6 separate regions of the Mus musculus genome follow, and regions 2, 3, 4, 5 and 6 are each linked to region 1. A link is a loop called in an ENCODE intact Hi-C map of the cell type or tissue named here. Cell type or tissue: gastrocnemius. All regions are shown on one strand. Region 1 holds the start of Egr2 (early growth response 2). Region 2 overlaps 1110002J07Rik (RIKEN cDNA 1110002J07 gene). Region 3 overlaps Rtkn2 (rhotekin 2). Region 4 overlaps Gm40681 (a long non-coding RNA gene). Region 5 has its middle 18 kb from the start of Gm32515. Region 6 has its middle 54 kb from the start of Zfp365.

Region 1 (5,000 bases):
TGGCCCCAATGCCAGGCATGGAAGATGATCTGGAAATCTCTACCCACACTGGACTTTCTCTTCACAAATGTACCTTGCTTTCTCCTGCCCCAAGGCCCGTCCTATACCTACATTCTCCCCGAAACCTTCTTTCCAGAGATCATACCCCCCCACCCCCAATCCTTGCATGTCCTTCAGATCTGTGACAGGTGAGGTCCTCAGCTGGATATTTTGTTTTGTTGGGAGCAAACACAGCCACCGTGATGGTGCCTTTGAGTGATGTGCTGGACAAACTCGGTGGGATTCGGAGCTGGACCTGGGTCTAGGTACCATCATATCCCTCAGAGTGTAGCACATGCTGGAATCACGGTTGATCATCAAGAAATAGTTTTAAGACTCTGCCCATCCACTGCTTGAACCAGTACTGATACATCTCTGAAATATGGTCCTAAGGGTCTTGTCCATATTATCTATGCCACTGGGATGTCATTAACTTTGGCTCCACAGCTCTGTCAGGCATAGCATGAGCTCAGCTAAAACCCATAGGTCCTCAAGTTTGTCCTGAGATACTAGGTGTGGGGAGCTATTTGTCAGTTAGCATTTGTCTGGTTTTTAAAGGCCACGTGCTTTGTGCCATCAGAATTGCAGATCTGGTCCTTGCTTGCGTCTATGGTTAAGGGGGATGCTAACCTTGGCTGCATCTCCCATTCTCCACCAGCAGTCGCAGGTGGGAGGAAAATGACATCACATGTGAAGATATCCAAACACGTTTCTTGGCACATCAAAATGCATGTGGTAAATCATTTGACGTGTCTCTTGAGTAACCATCATCCTGTTAACACACTTTGTAGAACAGCTACGAGACCGACCGAAAGAAAGTCCAAAACCACCCTGACAAGGCATTCCTTAGGACCTTCTAGCCATCTCCCAACTGCCCACAGTGCTACTTTACCCTCATCCCAGGCAGCCTGCATCAAAGGAATCTCCTGGGTTTTTTTTGACCTCCTCTGGAAAAAGCAAATGAGTCTGGCAGCAAATTGTTCCTGACTTGATATCTTTTGGAGTGTCTTATTCACATGTAGTGACAACTCTCTCTCTCTCTCTCTCTCTCTCTCTCTCTCTCTCTCTCTCTCTCTCTCGTCATTTGTTTGTTGCATTTTTATCTAAACACTAACAGTTCAAATGCTCCAAAGTAGGGAATCCTGGTCTCACCTTGGTATTCCACTCCCACATCTCAGGGTTCTTCCTCTCCGTAGAACAGAATCACACCCCCTGCCTTCCTCTTACCCCTCCTTGCCTCCAGGAAGGATACCATGGGGTTGGGTTCTCTTAAGACAGCAGCATTAATATGCTTGGTCATTCCTTCCCTGGAACAGGTCTGCAGAGTCGCTACATTGGAATTCTCCCTCTCCCTGAAGGGGTCTGTCTGTAACAGCCCCCTCTCTCTTGCCTTGTAGCCACCCTCTACTACCACCTCAGCTTCACTTTCCTCTGAAATGCCAAAGCAAGATGAAATTGATGAAGTCGGCGTGTTCTTCCCTAATGGGGTGAGCCAGGCTTTCTGAGCACCCCGCATAGTGACCAGGGCAAGGGACTTGGATCCTGAAGACCGGGCAGCAGATTTGAACTGGACCACCAATCACCAGCTGCGAGACTTTAGGCAAGTTCTTTTAGCTTTCCTGAACTTATCTGTCTAAGCTCGCTGGGGCTGGCTTGAAATATGTGCTCTTGATTTTGTTCCATTATCTACGCTGACTACATTTAAAGGTTTGTACTTTTTTTTTAAAGGGGGGAGGAAGAAAGTGGGGTATGGGGGGGTAAGTAAGGCTATCAAAGACTGGTTCTCCTCCGATGTTCTGGAAAGGCTGAGAGAGGGACTGGCCCCGGGCATCCTTCAGAGCCTGGCCTGCCTCGGGGCAGCTAGCCTCTATTAGCACCTGCCTCCCCTCCCCCATGTTTAGCCATAGCTGGGTCCAGCGAAGCTCTTAAGGGTAGGTGAGAGAGTTCTTGGAAGGCTCAGCTTCCACAGGGTTCCCCCCCACCCCTCTCCCCCTTTCTAGACTCCTTGATGGTATGGAACCACTTCTCTTACCCCCACTGTCCTCCTCTGCGAAGGTTGGTAGCGGCAATCCGCCAGCTTCCCGCGCTCCAGTCAGTTCTACCATCATCGGGCGTCTTGCCCTGGGCTGGCTTCCCTGCTCCCCATTCTCTCCGCCGCCCGGGAGCTCCCCCTCGGGGCGGCGCGAGGCGGCAGCCTGCGGGGTTGGCGACAGCGCGGGGGAGAGGGGCGGCTGCTGCAATCCTCCCGCCCACGTGCACCGACGGCAGCGAAGCGCCAGCAGTCGCCAGGGCCCGCGCCTCCCGCGCGGGTGGGTGCTTCACCTCTGGGGCTGGTGGGGGACCCGTAACCTGAGTCCCACCGCCGGGACCTCTATTTGCATAACCCGACCCCCCATTTCTTCCCTACCCAGGCTGGAGATGAGAGTCGGGCTCCCCACCGAGGCGTCGTCTTGCCTGTGGTCAGCGCGGGGGCCGCGGGACTGGCCGGAGCGCAGGCGGAGCGGGCTGGCGCACGTGGTAAGAGCACCACTATTTCTTCCTTTTCTCCCCCCTCTCCCTTCGAAACAGGGCTTTGCAGGGTTTTTAAGAGGGTGGGATACCCACAGAGGTTTCGCTGAGCGTTCTCTCCTGTCCCCTTTGAATTTGATCCCCAATTGGAAAGGAGATCGCGCGCAGAGCACGATCGAGAAACTTTCCCAGATAATGCTTTTGGGCGTTTGAAGTAATGGCGAGGACCATTCCCGGGAGAACAACTTTCACGGTTGGCACGAGGAGAACAGCGCTGCTCAGAGAGCGGCGACAAGCCGGCTCCTGGTGGCACTGGGGCTCCCCTGACCACCGTACTCCAATAGGGCAGGAGCCGGCGCGCTGCGGCCGCGGGCATCGCAGGTGATGGGCGGGAGAGCGCCTGCAGCGCCGCGCTCCCTCCACGGCGTGGCGCCGTGGCTCCTGCCCGCTGGGGATCCTCGCTGCTCCGGGTAGCGTGGGTCAAGAAAGAGAACAGCCTAGCCCGGTCTGAATCCCTTTTCTGCGGGACTTTGAAGCTGAGAAGGGCAGGGCAGTTTCCCAGCTTGCGTCTGCTATCCCAGGCTACGTAGATCCCGGAGCCTCGGGCTTGGGTACCCTGCAGTAGCCAGAGCGCATCGGAAGAGGGCTGGGCGCGTGGGGAAGGTGGGAACCGAGTGTCCGGAGGGCCAGCAGTTTTAGCTCTCTTAAAAGTTTTTGGTCATTTAGCAGGAAGCTTTCTCCTGGAAGGGCTTGTTTATTTATTGACTTATTTATTTGCCGGGGAAAACACGTGTGGGGGCCATGGCTACCAGAAACTGTGCCATTTGTTGTCACTCAGCGCAGAGGAAGCTCTAAGCAAGGGCGTGGGGGGGGGGCTATTCCTGGGGTAGACCTTAGGCGCGGGTGGTAGGATGCACCCCTCCCCGTGGGGGGGGTGCGGGGGGTTGGTGAGTTGTGAAGATGAAGGCAGTGTCTTCCTAGGATATCCTGACTGTCGCCAGGCAGGCAGGCGCACACACGCGCGCTGTCAAGAGGGAGGAGGTGTGTAGTGTGTAGCGTAAGGTGTGTTGAGTGGGTTTGTAAGAGGGCAGCGGAGGAGGGAGAGTGTGTAGCGGAAGTGGAGCGAGCGTGGTGTGTGTGTGTGTGTGTGTGTGTGTGTGTGTGTGTGTGTATGCGCATCGGGCAGGGTGAGTGTCCAAGCCTCCATCTGGTCGCCCCCACGCAGCGGACCGCCCAGACACGCCGGGAAGGGCGCCCGCTCTGAGCAGCAGCTGGAGGGGAGGGGGCGGGGAGAGCGCGGGCAGAGGGAGGGGGCGCCTCCGGCCGAGGATCTTTCTCCCCGAAGCTCCCGCAGCCCTTCTGCTCCATTCTCTACCCTAACCCCTACCCTCAAGTTACCTAAAAATACTTAAACAAACAAACAGCCCAGACCTGTTCCGTTTTCACTCCTGTATAAATAGCACAGACTTTCCAAAAAAGCAAGACCGCATTTACTCTTATCACCAGACACTACTTTCCACCGTGTAATTCAGAAAAAGGCAGTCAGCTTCCGTGAGTGCGGGTAATTTTTTTCTCTCTCTCTTTTTTTCTCTGTCTCTCTCTCTCTTTTTTTCTTTTGCTTGCGGTTTTGAGCTGCCAAGAAAGTGAAGGAGGGGTTTGACTGTAGTGTCTCGGCAGCGCTCGGTTTTCTTTCCGAAGTTTAATTTTCCGGAATGGCTCCCAAACAAGGGCCGGGGAGGCGGAGCCGCCACTACCGGATCTTCTCCTTTTTTGGAAAGTCTCGGAGAACCGGAATTCCTCCCCGCCCCAAGAGACAGAGCTACCAGCGCGGCCGCCGTGGGTGAACTCACGGCGGCCGCGCTAGGGTCGGTGCTCGCGCCTTCTTCCCGCTGAACTCTGCAGTCCGGAGTCCCCGCTGCAGGCAGGGGCCGAGAGCCCCAGACCCGGGTGGTTGTCCACCGGCTGCAAATCGTTCCTGGCGAGCTCAGCGGAGCCCGCGCAGCCAAGCCCGTATGCAAATTGGCCATGTGACGGCAAAAGCTGCCAGGCCCAGCCCTGTTCCTCAGTCCATATATGGGCAGCGACGTCACGGGTATTGAAGACCTGCCCATAAATACTCCGAGCCTAACACTTTCCGTCTGAGAGAGCAGCGATTGATTAATAGCTGGGCGAGGGGACACACTGACTGTTATAATAACACTACACCAGCAACTCCTGGCTCCCCAACAGCCGGATCACAGGCAGGAGAGAGTCAGTGACGGATAGACTTTTTTTTTTCTTTAAGAAGCCAACAACTTGGTTGCTAGTTTTATTTCTGTTAATTTTTTTCTTTTTTTTGGTGTGTGTGGATGTGTTGTGGTGGTCTTTTCTAAGTGTGGAGGGCAAAAGGAGATACCATCCTAGGCTCAGTTCAACCCCTCTCCAAAAAAAACGGCTTCTCTGGCGCTCCAGGT
Region 2 (5,000 bases), 630 kb before region 1:
GAACAAGACTTAGAGAGTAGAGGTGTTAAGTCGAACCCTGATAACCTGAATTTGATTCTGGATCCCATAAGGCAGCAGGAGAGACCCAACCTCCACATGCTATGACACAGACACAATCACACATACCCATGCAATAAATAGGATAAATAGATGATGGATGAGTGGATGGGTGGATGGATGGGTGGAAGGATGGATGTGGATGGATGGATGGAAGGATGGATGTGGATGGATGGATGGATAAATAGGTAAACAGACAGATAAATGATAGACAGATGGGTGGATAGATAGATAAATAGGTAGATAGACAGATAGGTGATAGATGATGATAGATAGATAGATCATAGATAGGTGATACATAGATAGATATGATAGATGTGATAGATCATAAGTAGATAGGTGATTGATAGATAGATAGATAGATGATAGATAGATAGATAGATAGATAGATAGATAGATAGACAGACAAAGCAGAACAGGGCTTCCTATCTATCCAGACTGATCCAATCCTCCCCGCCCCCCCCCCCCCGCACCTCTCCTGATTAATCTGTTCTGGAAGCAGCTGACACTGCAGGTGATATTACAGGTAAATGTGAGCAACCAGAGAGATCACCCTCAAGACTGAGTAAGGACAGTCGCCATGGCAAGGCTGAACAAAGCCTTGAAGAGAAAGGCATGTCCCTTCAGTTCCTCTGTCTTGAAGCTGTCAAACAGTGCAAACTGCTACTGTTTGATAAAGCTTGACAGCGGTGTAGTAACCAGCCTTAAAACCGAGCCGTCTGTGACAAGCCTGGGGTTGTTCCTTATCACAGTGGCCCAGATCTCTGTTGCTCTGGAGGGTCCAAGGAAGGGGCTGACATGCTGAGAGACAGAGAATCTAGACAGCAGCAAACAAGACCCCCAAACCTGCCTTCTATGTGAGCCTAGCAACACATCCTCCTACCCTGTAGAGTTCTGAGACAATGCAGCCCCATGTTACACTTGAATGAAGAACTCTGAGACAGAACACCCAGCCATGCCAGGTTCCTGGGCCCCATGTAACTGGTCTGATAGATGGTTCTTTAAAAGGGAGACACTTGCGGGAGTGTGCTGGCCCACACATTTTATTCCGGCACTCATGAGGGAGAGACAGGTTGATCTGCATGAGTTTCAAGGCCAGTCTAGGCCATGTATAGAGTTCTAGACCAGCCAGAGATACAGAGTGAGACCTGGCCCGGAAGCAGGGGCTGGTATCAGACAATTATTAAGACAGGAGACTCCTAGGAATCCCATGTTGGAGGGAGAGAAAACCTAAAATCTGCTATGACATCCAGAAGAGGAATTTGCTGCTGCAAGAAGAGATTTCACACACTTCTGACAACGCGTCAGGCCAACTCCAGAGAGCCCTATACCTCAAGGCTTTCTCTACTTAAACCTAAAGTTCACATCAGGACAAAGACAGGCTTGGAGGTCAAGTGGGCCTTCTCTTGGCTTGTTCCTCTTCCCCACGTGGCCACAGTGACTAAATCTCAGCTTTTCAATGTTGCTTGACTCTCTTAATGGGTCTGTTTTGGACAGGTGACCCAGCCTGGCTTTGAATCTAGAAACTCTGGAGTCATAGACTGTGTGAGACAATAAACGTTTTCTGTTCATGCTGCTACATGCTGAGACAGTGTGACCCCAGAGCAACACCTAAGACATATTTGATATATTATTCTTCTTTTTCCTCTGACTCTAAAGAATCTCATAATAATTTAATCATATGTCACGGGGTGTCTTCCCACATTGATCATCTGGAACTCAGACAACAGACCTTTCATCCATTTGCACATTGAGAGACTTGTCTCTTAGATGAGGAGTCTTGCAAGTTCCCCGAGAGGACTCTCAAGATAAATGGTGCCTTCAAAATGAGAAATCTAAAGAAATAATCTGTTCTAAATCAAATTAGTAACATAATGTACAGCCAAAGCGGCTGGTAAGGGAGTCAAGAGGTGCCACCCGAGAGAACCGGTTAATGTTGATAGAGACAAAGAAGGTGGCTGCCAAGAATTGGGGAGGAGGGGGGGGGGGCGCAAAACTCAGCATTTCTGCAGGCGCTTCTGCAATGCTCCACATTGCCACTAGATGGCAATAAAGTTGTATTGTGCGATCATTCACTTAGCCTGCTGAAGTACTTTCAAGAAGCGTCACTGAATAAAAGCCAAAGAAAGTCTTAGTTGCTTAGTTGACATTAAATTTTAAATTACTATTTCTGTTCGAGAATTAAAATTACATTTCACAGATTGATTTGGGGACCAAAGGTCATTTTGGGGGAAAAAAAAAAGGTGAGTTCTAATGTATTCGTTATTTATCTTAAATATTGATAGCCTAGGGCCAGTGTGAGATGGTCCAGTGAGCATCTGCTGCACAGCTTAGCAACCTGAGTTTGATCTCTGGAACCTACGTAAATGTGTAAGTAGAGAACCGACTTAGCAAAGCTGTCCTCTGACCACTTTCGTGCCTTGGCACATACACCATAAACATAAAACTCACTCTCTCTCTCTCTGTCTCTGTCTCTGTCTCTGTCTCTCTCACACACACACATGCATACACACAAAATAAACCATAAATATGTTTCTCTCTCTCTCATACACATTCACACATATAGTAATAATGATAATAATTTAATAATTAGAAATATATTGATCACATTTTATAAGCATTCATCCCGCCGATTCATAATCTTTAATTTGAGGCACATTCATTTCAATTTTTAAAGATTGATCAAAGGACAAAAGGTCACCTACAACTACAGGTCATGTCTCCTTTCTTTCCTCCCGACTAGTCCCGACTATAAGAGGTCATCTAGCTTAATAATTAAGCATACAGGCCTTGGAACTAGGTTGGGTAGGTTTAAATCCTATTTCTAGCTTGAACTGTATCTCATTAGCACCATCAGAAATAAATGAGTTTTTTAAATGAATTCGTATACACGGAGTAGTGGTAGTAACGTTTCGACAGAAGTTTCCGATATTGAGTATTTTTTCTTTAAGGTCCTTGTCTCTGAGGTACCCTGCACTATGTTAACACGTAGTAAGGACAGAAGCGTGGACCACAGCCAAGAGAACCAAGGTCCACAGATAAAGAGGCAAACGGGGTCAACAGGAATTGGTCCTTACTGTTGACAGAGAGGACACCCTCGCAGAGAATAAACTAGAACACAGCCTTCAGGATCTGAAGTCAGTGAACCTTCACCCCTATCATGGCAAAATCACTCTTATTTATCGACTGAGGAAACTCCCCCGAGACAAGCACGCAGCCATATTAGCACAGCTGAAACCTTGAACCATTCGCACACACTGCCATCCATTCACTGTGTTCTGGTTATTGTCACTGAACCTCCTAAGGAACCTGACCTTTGCTACAGCCAAGTCAGAGACAGACACAGAGAAGGAGCGGCTATGTTTGAAGCTTAGACTTATGCAGTAAGATAATAGTTTTCAGGGGCTAGAGAGACTGCTCTGCCAGAGGTCCTGAGTTCAACTCCCTGCAACCACCCGGTGGTTCACATCCATCTGTCACGGCATCCAATGTCCTCTTCTGGTGTGTCTGAAGACAGCTATAATGTGAATGTGTTCATATAAATAATATAAAACCAAAATCTTTAAAAGAAAAAAAAAGCTAATGTCTTACCTATATATGAAAAAAAAAGATAATACGTTTCTCAAGAAAGTTCCCAGCCTACTCTGCCCCCAAACAACTCAAAATCATTTTGCTGTTGGAGAAAGCCAAGGGGGGGGGGGTTGAAAGAAAAAGCAGAGAAAGATAGTGTTCATTCATGGTTACCTTGCAGTCAGTGACCAGTGTGCTCCTGAGAAGGGACTCTGAGAATGTCCCCTTGTCTCCCACCGCTGGGTTCGGAGACAGGAATACTAAAGCGCCCAAGTAGACAAAGGGCTTCTGGAACAGGATATTCAGCCCCACTGCAGGTGGAAACTGCAAACTGGAGGACTCCTCAGTCCAGCAGCTACCAGAGCTGGAGACTGTCCGCCTAGCGTGGGGGCAGATGGCTCTGTAAGAGAGCTGCAGAAGTCCCCAAATGGTGGCGGCACGATGCAGCCAGAAATACGAGATGAGCCCAAGTCTCTCCCAGTGCAGCTAGTGAGGAAACTGGAAGAATTGTCCCAGCACGTGGAAAGTCACACCAGAGATGCAGAGAAAAGCTGGGCCCTGGGAAACAAGGGAGGGTGTGGCTGGGAATACCCAGAAAGTGGGTGGATCCCACAGGAAGTGGTTTCAGCTGTTTCCAGAATAAAACAGAGATAAGGTGCTCACTTCTACCACCCAAAAGTTCAAGGCATTAGGGGTCTGGCTATGGTCCAGTTTGCTTTCCTGTTGCTGACATAAACACCTTGACCGCAAGACACTTGGGGAAGGAAAGAGTTTATTTCAGCTTATACTCCCAGCTCACACTTCTTTGTTGAGGGAAGTCTGGGCAAGACCTTAAACAGGAACTGAAGCAGAGACTGTGGAGACCCGCCTTGCTCCCAGGCTCCTGGTCAGCTGTCTTTCCTGTACAGCTCAGGCCCATTCCCCTAGGAATGGCACCACCCACAGTGGCCTGGGCCCTCTTACATCAGTTAGCAATCACGGAAACGCCTCTACAGATAAGCGCACAGGCTGATCAGATGGAGCCAGTTCTTCAACTGAGGATCTCTCTTCCCAGGTGCCGCACAGGGACAATCAAGATGGATGAATCATCACGAAAAGCTGATGCTGCCCTGCTCCAGCACCCCAAGTCATCCAGGACCCACGCTTGTTGGCGCTTTACCACCCTGGCCCAGAATACCACTCTTTAGGAAACTACTAAGGTGGCTCGCACCCCCCCCCACCCCCCCACCCCCGTTCCAGCCTGAGAGGAAGAAAGAAATAGAATACAAAGGCAAGGGCTGGTACGAGTTTATTTAATACCTCAACCCAGACCCTCCATATTGGCCCTATTCGGCACGTGCTGGGCAGCATTTTTGTATACTTGAGTACGTGGC
Region 3 (5,000 bases), 450 kb after region 1:
TCTGCACTTCAGTTTCCTAGAATGGTTAGTGTTAATTTTTTTTTTCTTCAGTTCATGGGATATTGTTTAAGAGATGGAGATTGGGGCTGGTGAGATAGCTCCTGAGGTAAACACGCTTGCTTCACATGGTGGGGACCTGAGCTGGAGAGAGGGGACACCACGCCTCAAAGTTGCTGTCTGACTACTACATAAATACCATGGTATGGCAACTATCTGTGTGCATACATACATGCACTCACACACACAGCCTGTACTTGTGTACACACACCTTACACATACACACAGGCACACACGATAATAACAACAACAATAATCATTTAATTAAATATTCTAGAAGCAAACATACTGTATATAAACAGCCTTTCATTTTCTTCGCCTACCCCTGGTCTTTTTACCAACATGTCATAGTTACAGTTGCTAGGTGAGTAGTAGTTTTGGTCAGAATTACTTACAGTATGGCTTCTGTCTTGTTTCACCAAGCCCCCATCCCTGCTTGCAACTGTAAAAGTCACCTCTCAGGATGGGCAGTGAGGCCCATTCTCTGCCTTTTTGTGCAGTTCTGGATCTTAAAACTGTCCAAATGTCTCTCTTCCATATCCTAGATTGCCAGCTTTGTAAGTTTTACCTTTTTGTGGCATTCGAGATAAAATCCAGCCCCCTTCCCCCCCCCCCGCCTTTTAGAGAAGCCTTGCACTGCTGAACTATACCCAGCTCTAAAGCCTCTTCTGTATGCAGATGCAGGCGTGTGCAGAGTTATTCTCATCTGGGCACGTACGTAGGGAGGGCAGAGGGCAGCTTCGTTTATTCCTTTATTGTTTTCCACTTTGTTTGTTTGTTTGTTTTTTGGAGACAAGGTCTTGCTGTGTAGCCCCTGGCTGGCCTGGAACTCAGGAACTAGAGGAGGCTGGTATGGAGTCACAGAGATCTGCCTGCCTCTGCCACCCCTGTGCTGAGATTAAAGGTGAGAGAGAGAGAGAGTGAGAGAGACAGACAGACAGACAGACAGTATTTCTTTTTGAACCTGCAGCTTTCCATATTTGCTAGACTGACTGCCAGTACCCCCCAGGGTCTGTCTGCCTTCACCTCCCCAGCCCTGAGGTTACAGCCCAGACGCCACGGTGCCTGCTTTTCTGTGGACACTCAGGTCCTTGTGCTTGCACAGTGAGCATCTCCCCAACTCCCCATTTCTACTCTTACTTATCTTAAACATTTATTTTTATTTATGTATTTATATGGGTGTGTACATGAGTGTGGGGTACCAGGAGAAGGCGTTGGGTCCCCTGGAGCAGGACTCATAGTTGTTTGTGAGCTGCATGCTGTGGGTGCTGGAAACTGAACTCATATTCAATGGAAGAACAGCAAGTATTCCCACTGAGCTGTCTGTCCAGCCCCTATCTCCTACTTTTAAAGGGTCCAGCTATTCTGTTTTTAGCTTTGTTCCGTCCATTCTGTCTTTTTTTTTTTTTTTTTTTTTTTTTTTTGGTTTTTCGAGACAGGGTTTCTCTGTATAGCCCTGGTTGTCCTGGAACTCACTTTGTAGACCAGACTAGCCTCGAACTCAGAAATCCGCTTGCCTCTGCCTCCCAAGTGCTGGGATTAAAGGCATGCACCATCACTGCCCGGCTCCGTCTTAGCTCTTAACTTTTACTATTAACCATACCAGGACAGTGACACAGGTTTCTGTTTGACCTGATGGAACCCCGAGAAAGGAGATTGCTAACCCACTCACTCTGGGGACTCGTTCTTCAATGGTGCAGCAGGATGCATGCGGGGCAGCTTTTCTTATTGGCCACAGTCATCCTTAACTCTGCCTGGCTGTGCTCTGTGGTCTGGGCTGTAACAGTAATGATTTTAGCTCTTCAGTCCTCTTGGAGGCCAGTCAACATGACTGCATGCCCAGCGGGCGCCCCCTCCTTTCCAGATCCTTATTCACACTGGATGGCCCGAGACAGCAACTTCTCCCCAGCAGTACCATGCACACCTACTAAGTAAAGACTAATTCTCTTGCTCTTTAAACAGTTCCTTGCCTAAGGCTGCTTAGTTTTGCTGGTCAGAGGTTTTCTTCTCCCGGGCAGGGTGGATGTGTGCCGACAGGTTGTGTGGTCAGCATAAGCTTTCGGCAGCAGTGGACACTGTTAACTGAATGTATTCAAAGACAATGCAGATGTAGCGCTTAGTAGGCAGTTCACCCTGCAGCCTCAGCCCTCTCTCACTTGCTCGACTAGCTTTGACAAAGGAGTCAGGATCCTAGTCTATAGCGCATCTAAGCTGAAGTGGGTAAGAGGCCACTATCTTTTAAGTTTCTCAACTCTGCCACTGTGGCTGGAAAGCAGCCAGAGCCAGTATGAGCTAGTTGTGATTCAATCCGGCTTTTTTTACGAGCTGGTGTGATTCAGGACAACTTTATTTACAAAATCACACATGGACCAGACCACAGTTCACTAACTCTCGCAGTAAAGGGTGGAATTCTAGAAATAGCTTCTGCATATGCCTTATTTCCTTAAGGGACGTTAACTTAGTCTCATGCGTAAGCTTTTGTTTGTTTTGATTTAAGACTTTGAGGTTCTTATCCCTTCCATTTCCCAATCCTCTGTAATCACCGAAGTCTTTTTCAGCTGGGGAAGAAAATGCACTTCCCAGATAGATGGAGGCCCTGAAGCCCAGGCTAATGTGTAGTGTGGCCGTGGCCCCCTGCTGGTTACTTCAGGTTATTGCAACCTTAAATCTTTGGATTTCACTGTCCACAGTAGCAGTCCACCTGCTATTTTGAACGCTAGAGTGGTGGTTCTCAACCTTCCTAACGCTGCGACGCTTTAATACAGTGCCTCACATTGAGATGACAACCCCCCCCCAGTGTAAAATAATTTTGTTGCTACTTCAGAACTGTCATTTGGCTACCGTTATGAATTGGTATAAAAAAAATGAACAAAATACCTGATATGTGACCCCCAAAGGGGTCTCCACCCCACATTAGAAGACCGTTTAAAAAAATGCTCTTCCCGTCTCCAAAGACCTAATTGGATGGGTCAGGAACTTTAATAAGGTTCTTTCCGTGTGCCTCAGTTGGTTCTCGGATGTAGCCAGCTTTTCAGAACCTCTGCGCCAGCTCAATCAGCTGTCTCGTTGCTTCGTTTAAAAGGCAAAGCTGAACTCCGAGGCACCAGATGGCATTTATTTATATTGGCTCTGTGGGGTAAAGCGGCTCATCCCAGCTTCCAGTCGCTCCCGGTGTGCACTTACCAGCGCTAACCAGCCTGCCGCCGTCTACCGTCTATCACTGTAGACATGTGGGTCACGTAGATGGTTCTTAGAACTGATTGCTGATGATGTGAAAGGAGAAACGACATTGGGGCTTGCAAGTCATCCATAGATGACGTCGGAGTTGGTGGAAGGCAGTCATGGTCAAAGAAAGGAGTGCAGCAAGGGACAGCGTTGGTAGAGTACCCCAGCTTGAGTCAGCACATACTACATGACAAGGTTAGCCTGTGACGATTCCATGTTGTGGTAACAGAAGGTAATTAAACAGATCTGTTCTCTCATGTGAATAGCTCAGCCGATTAGGCTTGGAGAGTCAAGTCAAACCATCTAACATTTTGCTTTCGGGGGTAACCGCCATAGACTCTCAACTCTCCTAACCCTCTTCTCTTCCTTTTGAAATGATTGTCCTTTTAATCCTTGACACTTATTAGATCCTATCCACATTTTTAAATTGAATTTCGGTACAAAGAAAAAGTAATAGGTTTTTTTTTGTTTTTTGTATTTTGTTTTTAAACCTCTGAAGCCAGGATTGTCGCTTAGAAATAGACACGCGTGGGTTCTGTGCCCGTTCATAAAGAGGCCTCTGTGGCTTCTAATGTTTACAAAGTTTCTGGGAGTGAACAGAGGACTTTGCATCTGGTGTGTAGACTTTTAATGGTACGAATGAGACTTGTATATTGAGTGAGGCCATCATGCAGTCACTAAATAGAAAAAGACCAAGACCCAGAACTAAGCTACAAAGAAATTTCTTGGTGACTCCAAAATAAACATGGCCAGAGATGAGTCTCTGTCCCGGCAGCTGAGGCCTCTGGCGATTTCCAGGCATATCAGAGCCACCTGTGGCTCTCATGATCTGTGCATGTGTGTAGTGTGCTGCTTACAGTTGTTAAGGTGGTGGTGGCAGCCGGGGTGGGGGTGGGGGTTATATGCACATGTGTAGAAAAAGAGGGTCCTGGGTCCCCTGGAACTGATATTACATGCAATTTTGAACTGCTGGATGTACGCGCTGGGGCCCGAACCCTGGTCCACTAGATGAGCATCAAGTATTCTGTTCTTAATTGCTGAGTCGTCATTCTTATTCACCCGCTGCTTATTCTGTATTTCTTAAGGCTGTCTAACAAATGACCCACAAATCCCCTCCCCACCCCCAGTTCCAGAGATTGACAGTACCCCACCCCCACCTCTGCAGGCCCTCAGGAACACCCCTTCCATGACCCCTTTAGGCTCTGGCTACTGGGATCAACCTGTTGTGTTCCATCTCTGTCTTCACATGGCCTCCTCGTGTATCTGTCGTCATAGGGCTCTGTCTCTGTCTCTCTGTCTCTGTCTCTAACTCTGTATCTCTCTGTGTGTTTGTGTGTCTTGTGTGTGTGTTCATATGACCAGTCCTGTTTGTGAGTCTTCTTGTAGCCCCTTTGGGTCTACATCTATATGTGGCCTCTCTGTATGTGTCCGTTATCTTTATGTGGCCTCTGTGTTTCTGTGTCTTTTCGTGGCCTCTCTGTGGGTCTGTGTATTTTTGTAGCCTTCTCTCTCTCTGTGGGTCTGTGTCTCTTCCTGGCCTTATTAAAATTTGAGACCCATTCTACTCCATTGTGACCCCATTGTAATTAATAACACGGGAAATTCTGTATCCAAATAAGGGCCCACTCAAGGGTCAAATATGGATTTTGAGAGCTCTGTTAAGCTAACGGAGGTTATGGTAGCAAGATGTTCTTCTCATCTTTGTTTCTTTTCCTTTT
Region 4 (5,000 bases), 230 kb after region 1:
TGTTGGTTTTCTGCGCCAGACACAATTCCCCATACATAAGCATAAGACGGCCACCCACTCCTTCAGGGGAATGACGACAGAATTACTTCTAAGTCCACGTGGTCATGGCCATGTGGTCCATTCACTCCAGCAGTGGTTCTCAACCTTCCTGATGCTAAAACCCTTTAATACAGCACACCTCATGCTGTAGTGACCTCCCAGCCATAAAATTATTTTTTTGCGACAACTTTATAACTGTAATTTTGCTGCTGTTATGAATTGTAATGTAAATATGTGTGTTCTCCAATGGTCATAGGTAATCCCTATAAAAGGGTCATTCCACCCCCACCCCCCAAGGGGTCTCGACACACAGATTGAGAACCAATGCTCTAGAGACACTATGCAAACTACACCTGCGAATCAGGACTGTGGTTTCTGGTCACAATAATTGACTCTTGGAAGCCACATGGCCTATGTTCCAATGAAGGTCGATTCTGACAGTTTTGTGGGAATTATTTTAAAGAGCAGCTGTCTTTCAACTTAACTGTAAGCCAGAAGGTCCCAACTTAGTTCTAGAAGTTTGGAATGACAAAGTGGATCAGTGAGAAAAGCTTTCCCAGAGGAGAACAGAGATGGAGAGCAGTCTGATCTAAGGCCATTTGAGCCCCACGTCAGACTCTCCTAAAGACTGCCTCTCCTTTTCTGTCCAGTGAATGTTCAAGTCGAAGATAGTTCGACTTGCGGTTCTGTTCTCAAGAGTACAGTAGCTCGATTGATAAATATTTGTCTAGCATGCATGAAGTCCTGTGTTCAATTCCCAGCGTGCCCTACACTGCACATGGTGGTGCGAGACTGTCAAGTCTCAAAAGCCATAAGACAGGAGAATCCGGAGCTTGAGGTTATCCTTGGATATAGATAAACTAAGAGGCTAGCTTTGACTTGCTGAGGCCCTGTCTAAAAGAAAAGGGGTCCGGTTTTACCATTTCACCCCTCTGGCTTCCAGTCTTTCACGAGCACCATCGTTAGAGCTCTGGGTTGTATCTGTTTCTTCACCCGCTCCTTGCCTTAGCGTGTTAACTTTATTGATTGCCTCTGCCATAAAGCTGTTCTTCATTAAGGAGTATGGACAGGAAGAAGATGTTCTGGGTGGCTATGCCTAGAGTCCCTTGATTGGACCACTGGCGATAAAACTATCCTTGAGGTCTGAGACACTGAGGAGTGTAGAGGATCCCACAGAAGGCAAGAGACACATGATTTCAGCAGAAGGGCTGACCACAGTGTTAGCCCACCCGGAAAGCCCGTAGATCTGGTATCTAGCCTAAGAGATGTCACGGATTACAGAGCGGAAAGATGGAAACGAGTGGAGAATGTTTGGGAAGAAACACAGGATAACAGAAGCTCATGGCCATCTGTCAAGGCAGGAATATCGAATTAGCAAAGCTATAATCCGGTATTACTACAACAACAAAATATTAAATGAGCTCCATTAAACTCACTGCGCTGTGTTTAACAAAGGGAAGCGAGTGTGGTGTATTTTAGTGCTGTTTTTTAAATTTTTTCTCATAGTCTAAAAAGTAGTAGTAATAATAACAATAAACAATAAAATGATGATGATGATGATAATAGTAGTAATAATAAAGCTTTGGTAGAGAAAGAAAGAGGATTTGATTTCTGACAGTTTTGCTTACATGCAACACAGTCTCTGACAAGCAGAACACTGTTGTTCTTGCCTTTGGATGTTATTCTGCTAATGTACATATTTTTTAACAGGTCCCTTTACCCTATAAAATCATGCAAAATATCCTAAGGAAAGGATGCTAGAGGCATAGTGGGGTACCCACTACTGGTCTTCCAAGACTGTGTCGTACCCCCTCACATCAATGCCTCTGTCCACACATGGGTCTTGTGAAGCAGTCTTTCTAAGCTTCAAACCCAAAGAAAGCCGAACTGACGGCCGCCGGCAGAACGCCTCCCTTCCTAGGGAAAAGAACCATTAATTTTGTTTATAAACAAGGACACCAAGCTCATGCCCAAAGTCTTCGTCAAAAAATGAAGAGGCAGGATACCCGGGAACCTCTCACCTGAGCACCTAACCCCCACTGTCTGTTGTCAAGTGCCACAACCAAGAAAGAGCTGTAGATTGAGGCCCGCAGCATGCCGACTAGCGCCATCTAGTGGAAGAAAGGGAGTAATGAGCTGCCAGGTCTCTGGCGGGATTGGAAATCCACTCAAAAGCTTTAGAGAGAGAGGAGGCCGAATAAAACACTCACAGTAGCAGACATGTTGGCTAGGCTAAACGCTGAAAATATCCAGGTGTATGGAATGATCCAGAAAGGTGGGGAAAGCGAACTGGAAAGCTTTAACCCTGTCAGTCATTACCTGAGTCCAAATTTTATAAAGTTTATATATATATATATGTGTGTGTGTGTGTGTGTGTGTGTGTGTGTGTGTGTGTGTAATACACACATATACATATGTATGTATATATAATATCTTATATTACATATGATAATATATGATATATCTTATAAATTATATATTGTATACATTATTATATATGTAATCTATAATAAAAGACCAAAGGAGTCTATGTCTTCGGTTAGTAACAGTCTGGGGCTAAAGAAGTGGAGAGGGTGGAGGAGCACGGGGAGCACCCTGGGGTTGGCTCTGACCATTTTCTTCCACTCAAGGGTCCTTTGTCCCCAGCAGAAGGAAGGCAGTAAGGATTTATTAGTGGACAGGTGATCAGCATTGAGAAAATACCATTATGGGAGCTTCCTTCCCAAAAGTTGTGCTGCGACCAAAACAATCCCTGTAACTTTTGTCTTTAGTGCTCATGATTCCAGTGGGCAGCTTAGGAGGGAGGAAGAATCTATAACTGGAGATGTGACAGGCCATCGTTCGTCTCAGAATCTGTCAGGATGGCCCGGCTGATGCTGGGTGACGTGTAACTGGGTCTCATGAGTACAGATGAGCAAAGCCAGGACTGGTGGTTTGCTAAGGCCAGGGGAGGGGGATTTACTGGAAGTTTGGGGGAAATATTTTATACAAGCAAAGAAATAGTCAAGTAGCTGAAGGGGAATGGCTCTAGACTTCCAGAGCAACGGGAACCAGGGGCTTAGATGGTACCTGGACTCTTGTCTCTGATATCTCCATGGATTTCTTTTCCTACCATAGTGAGCTAGTTCCCCTTCAACGTGGGTAACAAGGTCCCTGACCTTAGCTAAATCTCTCCTCTCACAGGTCCTTCTACATAAAAGCCTGGCCGTCCCTAGCTCTGAATTTGAACATTCCGTAGAGATGCTGCCTAGCCTAGCTGAGGTCAGAGGCCTGAGGGATTCTGTTCTGATTGTGTAGCTATCCTGGCGGCATGCAGAAACACTAGCAATGGAGTTGTCACTCCGTCTTACAGTAAGGCTTCACGTCAACTAGTTCACTCGGTAGCTCCTTCTCAAACACCTTCTGTAGCCCCCTTACTAGAATTCAACAGGAATGGACCACTTGTGAGGGAAAAGACCAAACCGCCTGTGAGGGACATGGGTCAGCTGCTGACAGGTGTGTCCGAGCTCACAGGCTGTGAAGAATAAGATGGTTTTAAACATAAGGACGCTGGTCAAGAACCAACTGAGATCTCCACATTGCTCCTCTGTTAGGTCACAATGTCAAGGAGATGTTTCTACCTTGGCCTTTTCTACTAGAAAAGCCTTCCAGGAGGTGGGTGTGAGCCTTTGCACCTGTGGGTAGTGAGACGGGGTGCTTCTGAAAAGAAATTGCAAGGTGGGATGCAAGAACACCAACATGGTGGATGGGTGGCTGTGCATCTTAAGGTTACAAGATTATGGTCTACACGCAGCGCAGGTCAACACTGCGCCTTTGTTGTCCTTGCCTGGAAACTTGGAACCCTTTTCTCTTCACACTCCAAATCTGGACAATTTACAAGCAAAGTTAAGAGCGACTTGGGTCAAACAGTCCTTGACCATAATGACAACTGGAAACAATGGTTCCAATCTTCTGATGTCAGATTAGTATGTCCTTGTCCTAGTTTTTTTGTTTGTAGAGATAATTGGCCCCGAAAATCAGTCTCATACAAGATAGGATCCTAAATTGAGCCTATGATTGATCAGGCTATAAAAGACTCTGGGGTAATATCCATTTTCTTCTCTTTGTCCTATTGAGACGAGGATTTCTCAGGCAGTAATTGCAGGGAGTTCAGATGAAGGGGTGATGGTAAGAAGAAGGGGAGATCAATTAAGGAGCAATTTGTGAGACCTGAAGGGTAAGTAACTCATTTCACAACCGTCATCAATAGTTACCATCTCCAAAAGGCAGCAGGTGATGGGATTTAAACACTAGCTCAAGCAAGTATTAAAGAGATATTAGTGAGAAGATAAAAAAAAGATACCGTCTTTGGTGAGAAAGATCTTATCATAAAGTAAATACGTGGATTATTTTTTTAAGAAAAAAAAACAACAACAACAAGAAAAATCAAAAAAAAAAAAAAAAAAAAACAAGGAACCAGGGGAGAACATTGGGAGAGAGGCTCTTCAAGGAAAGCGGGGTAGGTTGTATCACTGTTGCATTGCCCATGATGTCCACAGCTTACTGAAATGAAGTTCTACCTTGAAAGAAAGTAGACTTAGCATAGACAAGATGATGTGGATCAAAGAAAAAGTCAAATCAGAAAAGAGACATTCATTATTGTTGGTACCATGTTCTTGTAGACCATGCCTTTATTCATAAAATAACTTCTTTTTTAAAACCTTTTTAAAAATTTTTTTATTTATTTAATATATAGCTCTGCTGCTACATCCGCCTGCCTGAAGAGGGCATCAGTTCCTCCTATAGATGGTTGTGAGCCACCATGTGGTTGCTGGGAATTGAGCTCAGGACCTCTGCAAGAATAGCCAGTGTTCTTAACCACTGAGCCATCTCACCAGCCCATAAAATAATTTCTTTTTGAGTCTGAAGAACACAATTTAAAGTTTCTTGGCTATGCTAAAAACCATAGGAGAATCCACAAA
Region 5 (5,000 bases), 110 kb after region 1:
TATCTTGTTACTTTGTTTGTTTACACAGGAACCTTTCCAAAGCTTTTTCCCTCCCCACCCCCACAGGCCACTAACCAACCATCACAGATAAGTCAGAACATGAGACTCTGCATCAGCCTCTCCCACCAGCTAAGGAAAAAGAGTTATCATTTCTGAGTTTAACAAAGCGTTTGACTGTGAAGAGGAGTGGTAGCTACAAGTAACCAGGGTTCTTTACACAGAGAGAAAAGAGATAGCTGGGGTCAGGACATCATCAGAGAACCCCAGAACTATTTGCTTTGTTTCTGCATTTCTGTGGCTGCCACCTTAACTTGGGACATGGCAGAAGCCCTTCCCTAACCCTGTGGGTCACATTCCAAACAATAGAGGCACCCAGTCGAATAGCTAGAGCCTTAAGACAATGCTACTGCCCACATTAAAAAAAACAACAAAACAAAACAAACAACAAACCAACAAACAAAAAATAGAGAAAGGGCAAAAAGGTGGGTTATCCTTCTCTCCCTACTGGCATGCAGGAAGCCCAGGGTACCACATACTGGTGTGCCAGTGTTCACAGGACAGCAAGTGCTGGTGGCTCCCAGGCTGACTCAAGAGTGGAATCTGTGCCCCTGTTGGTTAACTGAGGACGACATGGCTTGTCCTCACTTTTTTCCTATCATAGTGCTTCATTTGACAAGTCTGTACCTTTGAGAGGTCCCATGGGAGCTCATTTTCAACTGATTCATCCAGACCCACACTGGTGAGAAGCCCACGGTGGTCAGTGCATAGCCTTTTCCTTTTCTTTTCTTTTTTTCTTTTAAGAATCAGACTTTCTCTACGTAGCCTTGGCTGTCCTGGAACTTGCTCTGTAGACTGGGTTGGCTTCGAACTCAGAGATCTGTCGGCCTCTGCTTGCCAGATGCTGGGATTAGAGGCATGTACCATACAGCTTGGCTAGCTTTTCCTACTGGGCCCATCTAGCCTGCTGCACAAAAATATTTGGATTTGGAGTTGCTGTGTATAAGGACACCTAAATTAATTCACTATGTGTGGACACCCAAGTCCTGAAGACTGCATTCTGACTACCGTTTACCCACTGAGGACTTAGTGAATTATATAGTTCCCCCAAGTTCTAATAAGCAAGCCTAACTAGGAAATGTAGATAACGCCTGTCTCTCAGAGTCATGTTCCCTCTGTTAATTAACTGAGAATACATACAGAGCAGAAATGCACGGAACAAGGTAAGACACATAGTTTCAGTGGGTGGCAACTCCGACCGTTGTCATCTAGGACATATACCAGTATTCTAGAATGTTCCTTATCCCTTCAGCTAACACAGCACAGTCACCCATTCAAGGTCTGTGATCAGACAAAATCTATCTCTTCTCATCATAACTGCTTTTCTGAGCCTCAAATTTGTCTCCGGGAAAAAAATGTCTTTTAAAATATAAAGTGACTCTGGTGGAAGAATTAAGTAAAAATTATTATCTGTGACTTAATTAAATATAAGTGCTATAAATAGTGTGTCACTTTCCAGTGACAGGACTGTGTACGTGCCAAGCTTAAGCATAGCTGGATTCCCAAGAACTGGATCTGGGCTTTTTCTCTCCCCTCCCCCCATCTTGGCCCCACAGGGGTGCTCACCCGAACTGTGGAGGCTGTGGAAGTTTGTTTAAACTTCTGATTTGCAAACTGGAGGTCAGGTCCCTCCTTGGCACTCTTCAAAGCCTAGCCTTTAATTAGGATGCAGATGTCTCTGTTGGCAGTCTAGCATCCTTTCAGACAAGGGGAAGGCCCTTGGCTATCTCTGGAGGGACTTGGGCAGAAAGGAGCCCTCCGTAGGGTTCTCCATCTTTGTGAGGGGAACATGCTGATGATGATGTATGAGACAGCCATGCCTTTTGGAGACTGAAGGGGACATGACAGGGTGATAATATGGGAGAATAACCCTGTCTCCCTAATGGAGACTGATGGCCTTCCCCTGTCTTCTGGGCATTGTTGGGACTGGATTTGAACTGTCTTCTCCAGGGAAATGTCACAGGATGGCAGGTTCAGTATGCCAGCCACTCCACCCTCCGTGGTAGTCTTGCCCCATGGTGGGGTGATGGGAGAAACACATGGAGGGATCATGTGGGGAATCCCAGGGGAGCCCTCGAAGCCCCCCACCTTGGCATTGACATGCAGGTGTCAGTATGTCAGCAATGACAATCCTCACTTGATTGCCTTTTGTCTCCCAACCCCACCCCCTTCACTCTCTTCATCCCCCAAATAACTAGGTTAAACCAAAAGTCTGAAACTTACTGTTTAAAAAAAAAATCCTCACTCCTCAGGAGGAGCCCCTGCCCCCCATCAGGTCCCTTCTGGGCCCCAGGAAAGAAGACCAGAGGAGCGATGTCATCTTTGAGAGAAGTTTTAGTCATTTCACTTCGCCGTGGTTACCACATGTTTGGGGAAGACAATTGATTTCACAGATCTGTGTGGGAGGCTGAGGATTTGGCTCGGAAGCAGCAAAGCTACCCGGAGTACAGGCTCCCTAATTGACACGCAGCAAGCTCACTCTTCGGGGGGGGGGGGGGGATTTCTTTCAGAGCTAATTTCTTTTTCAACTTAATTTTATTTTAATTTTTAAATTCAATTGTTTTTTTCTTTTGAAAGGATTGACACAGTTGTCCTTTTCTCCCAATTACACGTTACACCTCCCCCTTCCAAGCCCCACCCCAAGATCTCCATATAGGTAAGACAGACCAAATGCTAAGTCACAATGACAGCTTCAAATCAATTTCTGTGGCTAACAGAGAGTCCAGGGCTCAGAGTCCAGTGGCAAGGAACCCTCTAGGCGGAAGGAATCTGAATTTGTTTTTGTTTCTGCTTTGGTTCGCCCCTACCTCTAAACGGGGTGTTTCTCTTCCGAGCCAGGTCTAAGCAAAGTGGGGAGAAGCAGGGGATTCTGGGTAGATGAGTGTTAATGACTTTGCAAGTCTGCCTACCTCAGTGTTGGTTACTGTTCTGCTTCCTTCTAGATGCTTCCAGATGTCAGCTTGGATGGCTGCATTCTCCTGTAAGGAATTGGTTCCGATTCTAAATAAATAATAGGCCAAGCCGGGGGTTGGGGTGGGGGGTGGGAGGGGGGTAAGAAAGAAAGAAAAGAAAGAGAAAGGAAAACCTCAATTGCTAGATCTGTGGGTGGTGGTGGGTGCTTGCCGCTGTTTTAGAAGTTTAAATGCAGAGTCCTCCGCATTTTGCTCTATTTTAAATGGCGAGGTAGCTTTTCACGCCCTCTGAAAAGTTAATAGCCCACCTTAAATGAGACGGTAGCCTGAAGTGGAGCAGTGTTTTTTGGTTGCTAATTATACTGCCTGCTTGGGGGAGGAATACTTGTGCTTTAGAGAACTTAGGAACATAAGGTTACCCCCGCACCGCCCCCCCCAACAGTTCCCAGGATGACCAGGGAAGGATCAACATTTGATTGGCATGAGCGTCAACCTGGTGGGAAATAGATGAGAGAGGGAGGGGTTTATGTACATGCCCCAACATTCAAGGCAAACAATACTGCGGAGAGCATCTTGCTTCAGCCCTTTGTCTTTTCCTTTGTTGGGTCCTTCACTCGGATCAGGGCAATCAAGTTCAGCTTGGAGTAGGTGAGCGAGCGAGGAGGCTCTTCCCACTTTCATGGTTTTCCAGAGTAGCGTGCATGCAGAATTGGTCAAAACCACAGGCAGACCCTGGAGTCAGTGTAGACCCTGGGTGATTGAACGGAGTTAGGGAAAGGGAAGGAAGCGCTGGAGAAGGCTTGTGTGGGTGGGAGGCCGTTCCAAATTCAGAAGATGACAGGAAAACTGCTGTGGGTCTCATGCTGAGGCTCCTGGGGCGAGGCGTCTAATCTCAGCCCTGCTGTCTCTGACCTTGCGTGGGACCTTGGCTGGGATCAAAACTCTCAGCATCACCAAACTGCCCCGCCTCCCAAATGGAAACTCTTATTGTATCGGTTGCCAAGGCGGAGTAGTATTTCAAACGCTAAAGCATTACAGTCAGGCAAAAAAAAAAAAAAAAAAAAAAAAAAAAAAAAAAAAATCTCAATGAGGCCCAGGGGAAGGAAGGAAAATGGGGTCTTGGAGGGGAAAGGAAATGACAAGTTTCATGAAATTAGAGGAGGTTTTTTTTTTTTTTTTGGTTGCTTTGGGCACTGTTTCGAGAGGAAGTGCTGGTTATTAAGAGAAACAATTGCTAATCTAATCTCTATCGGAGATGTATCAAGTCCAAGCACACATTTAAAAAAAAATTCTTCTGAATTTTGGATTCTCAGCTAGATGCTCTCATGTGAGCCCAGCTCAGGGAAGAAAACATTTGAGGAAGAACTGCTTTTATTTCTGGTCCACATGGTGTGGTTGAAGGCTAGGTTCCTGCCTAGCATAAAGTTCAGCAGTAAAGAGCCAATTTTTAGACACCTTCTTAGCATTGATTGTCCTTGAACTAAGACCTCCTTTAAGGGTTCCCCTGTGCTTCCGTTCTGGGCGTGCTCTGACAGCCTGCAGGTTCACTACCTTCTGAACTCACAGTGGCTGGCAATGCCTGGTTACTTCTGTGTTCTATACTAGTCTGCCATCTTGAAGATTGAAAGTGCCTGGAACATGCAGAGGTCCTTGTTGACCATAGATGGCAAATGGGGAATAAGGAGCCTCCTAGCGACAATTTACTATAGCATGTGTGATGATTTGTATAGGCTCGGCCTAGGGATCTGCATATTAGAAGGTGTGGCCTTGTCGGAGTGGGTGTGGCACTGTGGGTGTGGGCTTTAAGACCCTCACCCTAGCTGCCTGGAAGACAGTATTCTACTAGCAGCCTGCAGATGAAGATGTAGAACTCTCAGCTCCTCCTGCACCATGCCTGACTGGATGCTGCCATGCTCCCACCTTGATGATAATGGACTGAGTCTCTGAACCTGTAAGCCAGCCCCAATGGAATGTTGTCCTTATGAGAGTTGCCTTGGTCATGGTGTCTGTTCACAGCAGTAAAACCCTAAC
Region 6 (5,000 bases), 320 kb after region 1:
CCAACTTCTCTACTGGTTTGGCTACTTAAAGTATATGTGTGTGTGTGTGTATGTGTGTGTGTGTGTGTGTGTGTGTGTGTGTGTGTGTGTGTATGTGTGTGTGTGATTTAGATAACAACAAACACACAAAGTCAGAGAACTTGGACAATGTGGGAGCAAAGAAATCACAATGGATATGGAATGAAACGAAGCAGTATTAGTAGCAGTACCTTCTTATTGGAGTTGTCGTCATGATGGTATAAGACAGAGTAAGCAGAGCAATGAGCACAGCTCAATGATTACAACAAGAACAATTTTCCCTATGGGTGGTGTCTTTGTTACTTTTCCCATTGCTGGGACAGAACATCCCGAGTAAAGCAACTTAAGGAAGGGAGGGTTTATTTTGGCGCATAGTTCCAAGATGTAGTTCATCCGGATGGAAAAGGTATGTGGCAGAAGCCGGAGGCATCCACAGTCATAAGGAAGAGAGTGATGAATGCTGGCTTTCTCCTTTGTATGTAATCCAGGACGCAGACCTATGGAATGATGCCACCCACGGTGGGCGGATCCTTCCACCCCAGTTAACCTGATATAGAAAATCCCTCACAGATGTGTCTAAGGTTTTGTCTGCCAGGTGCTTCGAGATGTCATCCCATTGACAATAGAGATTAGCTATCCCAGGTGTCAAGGAGATGGAGGAATTCTCTCTGGGGCAGAGCTTTGAGCCGGTGTGCACAAGTTGTGAGGGGTATGACGTGTTGGGTGCCGAGGGAGCAACTGGCTTGCTTGTTGGGAAAACAGAGATAAGTCTGATTTGCTGTGTTTGCTATGATGAGGTCAGACTATTCAATGGTGTTGTGCAAATTCTTGAGCTTCTTGCAGCCAAACAGATCACTTCCTAGGTATAGCATGCTGGTAAGATGTTCGTCCAACTCTAGTTACTGTAGCCAGCGTTTTCCTCCTTCCTACACAGAGAATCCATCTGTGTCCCAGTACAGAGTCAGTCTGCCTTTGCCACAGAGGGTCGGACACAGCCTAGCTGATCTCTGCAAAAAAGGCGAGCACATTTCTTCATGGAATTGGGGCTGCTGCCAGTATGAGACGACTCAGCCTTGCCTTTGTGTCAAAGGAGCCAGGTTCCTGCCAAGAAGAGACTCTGGGAGCAATCTGTGCCCAGAGAAGACAAGGGACATGCAAGTGTAGAAAGCCAGCTAAATCTTTATTAACTTGTAAAACAATCCATGATGCCAAGGTCTTGGGAAGGGGCATACACAGAGAGCATCAGAGAAAAGTAGCCAGAGATACTCCAAGGGTTGGAACCCGAACTGATTTGCCTTTGTGTCTAAGTACCCAAACCTTTTAGGATAAACATTAGTCTTGGTTTCTGTTTAGTTACTTGATACCAGTCAGTTTTTAAAAGGTTTGTCTTCTTTATTATCCAAGAAAATATTTTCCCTACTTAAGATTATTTTTTCTTTTTATTAAAGTGAAACAGCTTGTTTCCTCAAAGAAATGTGTTTGCGTAAAAAGGCATGATGTCAGAGACTGAATCACGGATATTATTTTCCACCTAACATATATGAAATGTAGGCTTTGCAAGGTACAAGGCAGAAGTTCAGAAGTATATAGAACTGTGGATTCCTGGGCACTTGAAAAGGTTCAGACTCATCGTCTTGGAGCAGGGACTGGGAACCTGGTTTTAGCAGAGGTCTTATCCTTGTGCAAGCTTCAGTCCACGCTTAGAATCCCTAGTATCCATGAGTAAAGCAACGTTTCTATCCCAAGGGATCCACAATTCTCTGCATCCTAACTGTGGAGAAGCTGGGTGTACTTCCCGACTTCCGACTTCCGACTTCCTGCTTCCTGCTTCCTGCTTCCTCTCTCCTCCCTCGTATTTATGAGTCGTGTATACAGTCTGTGCGAGACGCTTAACTGACAGGTAGACACACGAAAAGGAAGATGTCTGCCCTCTGAGAACATGTCCGTGGAGATCATCACCATCACTGAAGGTAGCTGAAGGTCACCTCTGGTGGATGTGCATTCTGTGCGACGGAGCCAGGTCTCTTCAGGTCCCCATCTGGATTCCACTGTCCTCTAGATCAGTCAATGAGTTTAGTTACAAGAATTCCTTTTGGTGGGGGACACAAAAGGGAGACAGAGACAGAGAGACAGAGAGCACTTTTCTAACAACACAGGACAGAGTTCTGAAGGGTCAAAATTCAAAATGAGACACCGTTTTCGATCCACTGTAATATCTATATTGAGTTGGATAAAACATACTCAGGTTTCAGGACAGTAGATGAACTTATCAATGGCAAAAATAATAAAAGCATTAAGTAAATGGCATGAGCTGTAAGAAGCGGGAACATGGCTGTTCAAGCTCATTCAAAGTGCATCAATGGAAGTAGCCAGGAGAGATGAAATTGCTTGAGCCGATTCATTGTCGGCCCACGCCCTCTAGTGGTGAAAAGGAGACTTACCACGGCTCTGCATTGAGGGCATTTCCAAAGTAAGCAAAGTCAAGTGCTATATAAGCTTTCTATGGCTCCTAATCCCACAAGCTGTGCACAGAACACGCTGCTACATGTACATACTAACAAACACACATGATGAATGCTAGCCTACAAATACCCACAAATGCACACGTCGTAATCTAACCACATACTAACATCGAACAAGCCCATACTAACACATACACATGAACACACATAGGAACATACTAACAAGAAGGAACACACATACTAAAATTCAAAGAACACACCCATACTAACACATGCTAACATACAACACCTGTTCACACACTAACATACACACAAATACACTCATTAATTAAAAACATGCTAATATACATAATAACACTAACATGCCCACACATATAACACTAACATGCATACTAATCACTTATTAATACATATGCATATTAACATGCACAACACACCCATACATGCACAGACACACAGTAGCACAAAGGCAAAAATATACTAACAGACACAATAACAAATACTTGGATACCAATATACTACTGTGTACTAACCACACACCAAGAAACATACATACTAGTACACACATACACTAACATATATGCTAACATATGTACCATACTAACACCAATCTACACCAATCCATACATCAAACATAAATACATGCATATTAGCACATATACATTGGCACATAAGTATGCAAATTTAGAAGAAAATGATTTACGAGTTATCCTTGGGTAATATGGCAACCTGTTAACTTTCTATAATATACAGTTAGAGCAAAATAACTCCCTCTTGATATGTGTCTGTCACCACAACTGTTCCCAGAATCCTTTACTTAAAAGCAAAAGGAAGGTGGGGTGGCACATATCTTCAACCTCAGCACTCAGGAGGAAGAGGCAGGTGGATCTCTGTGAGTTTGAAGCCAGCCTGGTCTACAGATCGAGTCTAGGACAGCCAGGGCTACATAAAGAACTCTGCCCCATACTTGAAAAGCCAAAACCCCAAACCCACCCCGCCCCCAAAAGGAAGAAGGTAGCATGGGTCTCCTTTAGAAGAACCAAATTTTCTGTTTACATTTTCACATTTACTTTATGCCAGGAAGAGGATTTACAGAGGGCAAGAAAAGCAGGGTGTCGTAGCTCAACTCTTTAAGATAAAGTCAACAAGCTGCTTCCTAAAGCAATTGAGCTTGGTGCCTTATGCTTTGAGGCTGAGGCAGGGGGATAGATAGAACTTTGAGGCCAGTGTGGGCCATGTAAGTGAGTCCCAGTTCAGCTTAGAGTACAGTGTGAGACCCTGTCTCCAAACAATTAAAGAAAGAAAGAAATGTAGGGGCAGGGGATGGGGCTTGTGGAGGAGAGTGTCCACCTGGCATGGGCTTTATCCTCAGCACCTCCTAATATTTGGTACAGAGGTGCACATCTGCAGTCCCAGCACTTGACAGGGAGCAGCAAAAGGGCAGGATCTGTGCTCATACACACAGCTGCACAGGCCCACTCAAGGGCAGCCTCAATTACATAGTAAACCCAGGGCCTCGGCTAGGCGAAACATTGTCTCTAATAAATAGATTAAACAAATGTATTTTAAAGTAGTTATATTCAGCGGAACTGCTCTTCATAATTTATCAGTTGTAAAATGACCTCAGCCATATTTCCTTATCTCTATCTATCTTGCTCCACCCCCAAACCCGATGTATACTCAAGTTTTCCCCTATGGGTACAGATTGTAGAAAGATGTAAATAGGAACAACTTTTGACATCACCGAGAGCAGAGATGGTGTTTTCTCACCTGTGCAGGTACCTGCAGCATTCGGCTCTCCTGCTCTGAGAGCTAACAGCAATGGAGCAATGGAGCAATGGAGTAAGAGGCTTCCAGGAAGAGGTTTCCCTGTGTGCCGGACCCCTTTGCAATGCCATGTGCTCACCCATGTCATCTTTTAAGGGCTAATTATACACCTTGTGTAGAACTGTGGGTGTGACTCTCCTGACCATGTTACAGATAAGCCTGCCGACAGAAATGAGATTCTTGACACAAAGTTACCAACTCTGAAACGAGATCTCACCAACTCCTAGTTGGCTCTCTCTTTAGCATTTGCTTTGCCAGCTAATTGGGTCTGGGTCACGATAGTCAGGGTATTAGTCATGGCAACGGTGTGGATCATTGAAGGCCTGGAAAGAGATTCAAGGAATGCTAATCTCCTACCAAACACTAATTTCTTTGTGAAAATCCTTTTTGCCTTGAAGTACTGAAGTGACACCGTGAATGACTAAGGTCTTATAGGTCATCAAAATTGTCCTTACTAATTAACATTTTTATGTATTATTACCAATAATCTGGACACGCCATTTAACTTTCTTGTGGAATTAAATTTCAACAATCGCCATTTGTGTCTGTTGTTTTTCCTCCTAAATATGAAGAATGGGACTCTGGGTTCCATAAGTAAACTGCCTAATGCTCAGTTATGGGGACCTGAGCTTGGGTGCCCAGAGCCCATATGTCCTAGCTAACTTTAACTGTTACTTGTCCCAGCAGGGAAGG

The links. Hi-C counts contacts between places; a loop is a spot of excess contacts. Peaks named below come from ENCODE experiments on the same cell type or tissue, not always from the same donor. Only the 100,000 strongest peaks of a DNase experiment are listed, where the experiment ranks them.
Region 2: it touches region 1 in a loop (3-fold over the local background); 4 of 42 quality-filtered maps call a loop at or near these places.
Region 3: a loop joins it to region 1, with 2.7 times the contacts of the local background. A loop is called at or near these places in 10 of 42 quality-filtered maps.
Region 4: it touches region 1 in a loop (2.4-fold over the local background); 8 of 42 quality-filtered maps call a loop at or near these places.
Region 5: a loop joins it to region 1, with 2.0 times the contacts of the local background. A loop is called at or near these places in 14 of 42 quality-filtered maps.
Region 6: a loop joins it to region 1, with 8 times the contacts of the local background. A loop is called at or near these places in 20 of 42 quality-filtered maps.

Annotation. Positions count from the first base shown.
Region 1 is chr10:67,533,183-67,538,182 of GRCm38, forward strand. It overlaps Egr2 (early growth response 2), which reads left to right and starts at 2,317. Exons shown (of 4, transcript NM_001373983.1): 1 at 2,317-2,348; 2 at 2,451-2,556. The coding sequence starts at 2,458. Gm32255 (a long non-coding RNA gene) reads right to left here and starts at 2,998. Exons shown (of 4, transcript XR_380523.3): 1 at 2,072-2,998. In gastrocnemius, CTCF peaks have their summits at 2,214 and 2,966; DNase peaks (open chromatin) are centred at 1,941, 2,283, 2,972, 3,513 and 3 more places; H3K4me3 peaks cover 2,919 bases; H3K27ac peaks cover 1,999 bases.
Region 2 is chr10:66,907,292-66,912,291 of GRCm38, forward strand. It overlaps 1110002J07Rik (RIKEN cDNA 1110002J07 gene), which reads right to left. Exons shown (of 5, transcript NR_138561.1): 5 at 4,899-5,000. Among named protein-coding and RNA genes, the nearest start is that of 1110002J07Rik, 11 kb to the right of the region's middle. In gastrocnemius, a CTCF peak has its summit at 2,108 (motif pointing right); DNase peaks (open chromatin) are centred at 2,084, 3,123, 4,044, 4,573 and 1 more place; H3K4me3 peaks cover 272 bases; H3K27ac peaks cover 1,158 bases.
Region 3 is chr10:67,982,082-67,987,081 of GRCm38, forward strand. All of the region lies in intron 1 of Rtkn2 (rhotekin 2), which reads left to right. Among named protein-coding and RNA genes, the nearest start is that of Rtkn2, 5.0 kb to the left of the region's middle. In gastrocnemius, a CTCF peak has its summit at 2,696 (motif pointing left); DNase peaks (open chromatin) are centred at 2,329, 2,699 and 3,182.
Region 4 is chr10:67,764,208-67,769,207 of GRCm38, forward strand. All of the region lies in intron 1 of Gm40681 (a long non-coding RNA gene), which reads right to left. Among named protein-coding and RNA genes, the nearest start is that of Gm40681, 12 kb to the right of the region's middle. In gastrocnemius, a CTCF peak has its summit at 2,153 (motif pointing left); a DNase peak (open chromatin) is centred at 2,143.
Region 5 is chr10:67,644,446-67,649,445 of GRCm38, forward strand. No RefSeq gene overlaps it. Among named protein-coding and RNA genes, the nearest start is that of Gm32515, 18 kb to the right of the region's middle. In gastrocnemius, no CTCF peak of the experiment used is centred here; no DNase peak of the experiment used is centred here; H3K4me3 peaks cover 1,688 bases; H3K27ac peaks cover 2,367 bases.
Region 6 is chr10:67,856,635-67,861,634 of GRCm38, forward strand. No RefSeq gene overlaps it. Among named protein-coding and RNA genes, the nearest start is that of Zfp365, 54 kb to the right of the region's middle. In gastrocnemius, a CTCF peak has its summit at 2,450 (motif pointing left); DNase peaks (open chromatin) are centred at 1,084 and 2,447.